Regions from separate parts of the Homo sapiens genome. Here region 2 is linked to region 1. The links are chromatin contacts, found by Hi-C or POLR2A ChIA-PET in ENCODE. All regions are on one chromosome and are shown on one strand. The core of a region is the stretch at or near the end of the contact, and the rest is flanking DNA. Distances in the headings are between cores, read along the strand shown. Region 1 overlaps RBFOX2 (RNA binding fox-1 homolog 2). Region 2 overlaps MCM5 (minichromosome maintenance complex component 5).

Region 1 (3,406 bases), core at 528-3,027:
TGGGAGTTTTAACTAATTTGGTTCCAATCAAAGCATTTGGCCAAGTTACTTTAAATGTCACTGTCAGTTTCCACTGCTGTAAAATGGGGAAAACTAATGTATCTAATTGCATGTGGTTATTATAAAAATTAAATGATTAATATGATGCCTGGTCATGAAGGTCCTCAATAAATAATAACTGCTATTTATGGAAGTCTTATGCCCAGTTTTTCTCATGCTGTCATTCGGCAGCTCAGCCTCTATGTCAAAAAGCCAACAATAAAAGCAGGCTGTTGGTGCCATCAAATTGTTCACCATCAGTATTCCTATTTGTTCTAACCCATCTAACTCACAGATCCCAGTCTATTCCTGATACTTTGGCTTTTTTACTTCAATTTGTTTTCTTATTTCTGGGCTCACTTTAACCTCAAACATGTTTAGTATTGCCTTTCCAGTTCCATGTCCCCTTCTCAACCAAAATCTGCTTACTGCCTTAATTTTATACTTTAAGCCACTCTGGACAAATTGTTTACCCATAGTACCAAAGCACTCAGTATCCTATTCTTCCTAAAAGCATATCATGAAATCAAAACAAGACGGACTTTAGCAAGAATTATGATAAAAAAGCTTACAACCTTACAAGGGACTACTTGGCAGCCATGAAATGATGCAGCAGACATAGCTAATGGCATGAAACGATGTTTATAATAAAGTAGGCCTGAGCTGGAGGCATTTTACAAAAGTTTACACAATATGATTGACATCTGGTAAGGAATTTTAAAATGTGTATATATGCAAACAGAGTTACGCTGAAACAAGATAATCAACAACAAAACGTTAAGATAAAGTTAAATATATTAAGGCAGATTTTATTCTATTCTTTTGATCTGCTGTATATTCTAAATTTTCTTCAATGAATGCAAATTACTTTTGTTTTAAAAAAATATTTTAAGGACTTTTAAAAAAGAATTAATTTAAAGATTGCAACGCCTCTTAGCATTTTCTTACCAGCCACTATAGTATGGCTCAGGAGTCAGAAAAACCAGGGTTCAAATCCCTATTCTACCACTTATTCTATGTACGACTTTGGCAAATCACTTAATGCTTTTAAGGCTTGCTGTTCTCATGTGGAAAATGAAGAGGAAACTCCTAGCCAAGTACTTGGCACATAGTCTTCCATAAATACCAGTGCCCTTAACTCTTCCACTCCTTTACCCTATGACAGTGGTTCTCAAGTTGAGTGTGTATAAGAATTACCAAAGCATGTTAAAACAGATTACTGGACCCCATCCTCAGAGTTTCTGATTCAGTAAGTCTGGGGAAGAGGCAGAGACCATGAATAAAGGTAAGTTCCCAGGTGATGCTGATGCGGCTGGATTTGAAGCCACACTTTGAGGATACTGCTCTAGGCAATAAGACTTACAAAGTCTTCTTACAACATGTTATACAGGTATGAAGTGCTCTTTCACATCAAAAGTATTTCAGGAATACATGCTCACTGGATACTGAATTAAATTAGAAGCTAATACTGCACATCCACCCAAAAGGCCAACCTTACAACATGGGATAATTCACCCCAGCACATTGAGGGAATTGGTCTTCCACTTAAAGCAGTCAGCAAATAACAATTATTAACACTGCATTTAGAATATTCTGGTTCCAGCATGGGAGAAAACATGAGAATGCAGACACAGATCAGACAAATGAAGAGATGGACAAGAGAATCCACTGCAAGAAGTTCTGTGCCTGTCTGGTAAATTCATCTGGGGCAGAGGGGCAGATTCTGTTGTGTCACAGAACACTTGCTTTGCTCTGGGTGCCCTCTGTTGACAAAAACTGACATAGCCACTTCCTTCCCTCCCTTTTCTCCTCCCACCCTAGGGCCAAGAGTCCCACTAGTGTGACTCAGACTTGAGGCAAGGTTTCCAGTTAGAAAATTTTCCTAAGCCCATATGTAGGCAAGACAGACCTTTCCTTCCTCCAGCTTTCCTAAGTCCCCTTCTCTGTGTGCTTGTATCTGCAGCTTATCTCCAAACAGGTTAATTGTTTCAGGACCATGGAACAAAAAGTGAACAGCATTTAGCATAATGATATGTGAAATTTAAATCACAATTGCATTTCATTTTAGAAATGGCTAGTATTCACACAGAGGGAATAAACTGAGTTTGTAAATAGTGTCAAATACAATGTGAAACTCTGTTGGTATTAAGAATACTGATAAGGCCGGGCATGGTGGCTCATGCCTGTAATCCCAGCACTTTGGGAGGCCATCGCGGGCAGATCACGAGGTCAGGAGTTCGAGGCCAGCCTGACCAACATAGTGAAACCCCATCTCTACTAAAAATACAAAAATTAGCCGGGCATGGTGGCTAATTTTCCAGCTAGTCAGAAGGCTGAGGCAGAAGAATTGCTTGAACCTGGGAGGCAGAGGTTGCAGTCAGCCAAGATTGCGCCACTGCACTCCAGACTGGGTGACAGAGCTAGACTCCATTTCAAAAAAAAAAAAAACTAGACATGTCTAAATCAGGACTTTGGTCTATGGGCTACTTGTTTTTGTAGAACCCACACACAGACTACCAGCTAAGATAGCTTTTACATCTTGTAATGATTGAAAGAAAAAATCAAAAGAAAAATGACATTTCATGACATATAAAAATTATATGAAATTAAAATTTCGGTACCCACAAATAAAGTTTTACTAGAATAGAGCCACAATCTTTTGTTTACTATAATCTAAGCCTGCTTCCCTGCTACCGTGCCAGAGTTCCTGAGTAGCTCTAACAGAGACCATATGGCCCAGATGCTCTCAGATGCTTTACAGAAAGTTTGCCCCCTCCTGTTTTAAACTATTGATAAATGTGACACCTGAACCTTCAGTCAGGTATGAAGTGCTGGGTTTGAAGTCCTATGGCTCTGTCTTAGCAATGACTTCCCCCAACATTTAGTGTGAGTCCTGCACGTGGTGAGGGGTCAGCCTACACTGCCTAACACACTCCCCTTGCATCCACAGAAGCTGAAGGTACTGTGATAGATTTCTGGCATGTTTTTTGGCTAATACTTATCAGCAATCCTATAAAAGCATCCCATCTTACAAATGAGGAAGTAAGCCTAAGGGAAGTTAAGTATCAGTCCAAACTGGAATTTGAACTCAGGTCTGTCTGACACCAGAGTTCTTTGATCATTCCTCACTGGTTTTCAAACTGTCTTCCAGTCAGCAGAGCCTTATGGGGGAAAGGGCTCCAGGCCTTTCATATCTTTTTTTTCTTTTTTCTTTTTCCTTTTATTTCCCCAACTTCTTACACTTCCATATTGTTTTAGAGATAGGGTCTTTTGTCGCCCAGGCTGGAGTGCACTGGCACAGTCAGCTCACTGAAGCCTCGAACTCCTAGGTTCAGGCCATCCTCTTGCCTCAGCCTCTAGAGTAGCT
Region 2 (3,406 bases), core at 311-2,810, 510 kb before region 1:
GGTGGCCAGTTGCAGAGCACCTGCTCTGTGCCTAATGCTTCCATAAGTTCCTCTCATCTCGTCTTTCCATAATCTGCAGGGGCATGTCAGCCCCATTTTGCAGATGAGGAAATGTAACTTGGAGAGATTAAATGACTTCCTGTGTGGAGGAGAGCCGGGCTTTCAGCCTATGTGCATTGCTTTCCAAAGTCTGTGTTCTTCTTAGGATAAGAGGCCCAGGATGCACAGCTAGATAACCAATAGCTGGCAAAGCCTCTTCCCAGCCTGACACCCCACCTCCTACCCCAGGCTTTCTTTTTTTTTTTGAGACGGAGTCTGGCTCTGTAGCCCAGGCTGGAGTGCAGTGGCGCGATCTCGGCTCACTGCAAGCTCCACCTCCTGGGTTAATGCCATTCTCCGGCCTCAGCCTCCCGAGTAGCTGGGACTACAGGCGCCCTCCACCATGCCCAGCTAATTTTTTGTATTTTTTAGTAGAGATGAGGTTTCACCTTGTTAGCCAGGATGGTCTCGATCTCCTGACCTCATGATCCGCCCGCCTTGGCCTCCCAGAGTGCGTGGATTACAGGCGTGAGCTACTGCGCCCAGCGTACCCCAGGCTTTCTGTTAAGATCCTGCTGAACAGCCACGGTGGCTCATGCCTGTAATCCCAGCACTTGGAGCGGCTGAGACAGGAGGATTGCTTGAGGCCAGGAGTTCAAGACCAGCCTGGGCAACATACTGAGACCCTGTATCTAAAAAAAAAAAATTTATTAGCTGGGTGTTGGGGCAGACACCTATAATCCCAGCTACTTGGGAGGCTGAGGTGGGAGAATCACTTGACCCCAGAAGGTTGAGGTTGCAGTGAGCTGTGATTACACCACTCCACTCTAGCCTGGGTGACAGAGCGAGACCCTGTCTCAAAAAGGAAAACAAAAAAGATTCTACTGAGGGGGAGAGGGTACTGAGCTTGGGCCCCTCATAGTAACCTGGGTGGAAGGTTTTGAGATCTTTGATTAGGGTTCTAACCTGGGCTTGCATATCCTGAAATTGCATGCAGATGTTCTGAGGAGAGCGGATCTGTAGCTTCTGTTAACTTCATTAGTGGCAACAGAGTATGTAGGGGTCAGGCTCTTGCTCCCTGGGCAAGTTATGTGACTTTGTCAAGCTTCAGTTTCCTCATCAGTAAAATGGGGATAAGGACAGTCCTTAATCTCTCAGAGGGCTGCTTGAAAATGCATGTGGTGTTTAGCACAATTCCTTCATGCAGATTACGTAATCAGGATGTATGATTTTCCAAGCAGTTCATGAATCCTGAAAACTTACGAAGTGGGTATGGGAAGAGGGGAGTTGGAGGCTCATGGAGTGACGGTGATGGTCTTTTCTGGAGCTGTGATGCCTGATGGTATAAAGCACTTCTATGTCTGCTGCCTCACCTGACTCCACAACATGAGAGGCAGGCCACTTCGTCATCCCCCTAGGCTCAGAGGTGCAATGACTTCGTTGAGGTCACACAGCGACTAAGTGTCCCTCCACACCACCCTGTCTCTGACTGGGGGACTTGGAGACTTCCCTGTTTCAACATCTCATTTTGAAAACAGGAAATGAAAACCCAGAGGCAAAATGAGCTCACAGAGCCATGAAGAGGCAAAAAGGGCGAGTGGCCCCTCAAGGAGGCTGGGGGGCGTGAAGAGGAAGTCTTGCCCTGAGAGGCTAAAGGGCACCACACAGTGAGCTGACAGCAGACACGTGGAGATGGGGCTTTTGGAGGGCTCTGTGGGCTGGCACTAAGCCTCCTAAACCAGCGTACAAATGAGTTAGCGAGTTCAGCGAGAGTCAGGCCACCACCTGCCTTTCTGTTTGGCTGTCACTGTGGGCAACACCATCCTCCAAGCAGCTGAGCATGGGCTGAGTGACGTGGGGAGAGAGGCCGTTCTCTGGGCTCCGTGGGGCTGGAGCCAGCTCAGCATGTGGTGCCTGTGGCAAAAATGCTGCAGTGGACCCTGCGTGTCCTGGGCATGGGTGGAATCAGAGACTTGCTGTCCAAGTCAGAATCTCAGCTTTTCTCCTTTCTCCTCTACCCTCCTCTCAGGTACCTGTGTGACAAGGTCGTCCCTGGGAACAGGGTTACCATCATGGGCATCTACTCCATCAAGAAGTTTGGCCTGACTACCAGCAGGGGCCGTGACAGGGTGGGCGTGGGCATCCGAAGCTCCTACATCCGTGTCCTGGGCATCCAGGTGGACACAGATGGCTCTGGTGAGTTGGCTTTGGGGTCCTGGCTTAGCCCTGCTAAAAGGCTGTGCTTGCATACTTCTGGTAACAGGCAGCTCGTTACTTCATGAGGTAGCCCAGGATGTCCTTGTGTTGCTCATATCATTAGAACGTTCATTTTTATATTAAGTGATCCCTGGAACTTCCACACATTGGTCCTAGCTGTGGCTCCTGGGCTGAGGGTGTTTGCCTAAGTGCAGGATTAAGGCAGAAGGACTGAGGTCAAATCACTGGGGAATTACTGAAAGCCAAGTCTTCACTTCTGTGACAGGAAATACAAGAGAAGTGAAACGCAGGGTTCCAGGCAGGCAGCCGCCTAGTGTCTAGTTGGAGAAATAAGAAAACTGTGAGACCGCTGGGGACATGTGGGTAAAGTGGTGGCTGTTGTGGGTCACGCAGTTCCAAGGAGGTGCTAAAGGAGGTCTGAGAAGGAGGAGGTCGGGGCTGGGCCTTGGGGAAGGTTTTCTGGGAGGAGGTTAATCTGAGCTGGGCTTTGAAGAGTGGTGGATGTGGAAGAACTTCCAGGCGGGAGGGGATGGCAGGAGCAGGTGAAAACCCCGGCCTGGGCAAGGTACTGAGTGGCTGGAGGGCCGAGTGGGAGTCTAGGGGATGAGGGGCCAGGTGGTGTAAGAGGCCTTGAGTGCCGAGATGGGGAGCTCCTGCTTACACCTGAGGGCAGCAGGGGCCACTGAGGGTTTTCAGGTTTGTTTCAGCCCTCTGGCTGCAGTGAATTGATTCAGAGGGGTGGCTTCCCCAGGGCTCAGTCCATGGCCCACCCCACATTTACACAAACTACCTAGATTATTACAACTTTAAAACCACTGACAGGTAAGTAGCTCTCACATTTCCATTTCTAGCCTGGGCTTCTCCCCACGTTCCAGACTTTAATAACCAACTGCTGATTTGACATGTTCACTTACATATCTGAAAGGCATCTCGAACTTTACATGGCTGAAGCTAAGCTCCCCTTTCCCCACCCTCAGACTGGCTCCTCTCAGTCTTCCCATCTTCACCCTTTCAGTTGCTCAGACAAAAACCCCCAAGTCACCCTTGGTGCTCTTTTCTCTCATCCCCCACATCTAATCACTCAGGAACTCTGGCCAGCTCCACCTTTAAAACGTGTCCAGGATCTGACCACTTCTCATCCTCCCCACCT

Evidence for each region. Hi-C counts contacts between places; a loop is a spot of excess contacts on that map. ChIA-PET counts read pairs that join two places held with the same protein, here RNA polymerase II (POLR2A). Pooled maps may share reads with other maps.
Region 2: a loop to region 1 is called in a pooled map, with 5 times the contacts of the local background. The contact joins two enhancer-like sites. A Hi-C loop is called at or near these places in 2 of 168 maps with a recorded cell type or tissue (heart left ventricle and heart right ventricle) and 3 of 50 pooled maps. POLR2A ChIA-PET finds 5 or more read pairs at or near these places in 2 of 52 experiments (A673 and OCI-LY7).

What each region holds. Positions count from the first base shown.
Region 1 is chr22:35,920,099-35,923,504 of GRCh38, forward strand. The region is part of intron 2 of RBFOX2 (RNA binding fox-1 homolog 2); the gene reads right to left. Among named protein-coding and RNA genes, the nearest start is that of RBFOX2, 110 kb to the right of the region's middle. Within about 2 kb of position 1,778, at least 14 of the 41 ENCODE cell types and tissues checked have a DNase peak (open chromatin) inside an H3K27ac peak, as active enhancers do.
Region 2 is chr22:35,408,676-35,412,081 of GRCh38, forward strand. It overlaps MCM5 (minichromosome maintenance complex component 5), which reads left to right. Exons shown (of 17, transcript NM_006739.4): 7 at 2,069-2,235. Among named protein-coding and RNA genes, the nearest start is that of MCM5, 10 kb to the left of the region's middle. RefSeq lists enhancers at 1,384-1,443, 1,534-1,753, 1,834-1,973. Within about 2 kb of position 1,561, at least 11 of the 41 ENCODE cell types and tissues checked have a DNase peak (open chromatin) inside an H3K27ac peak, as active enhancers do.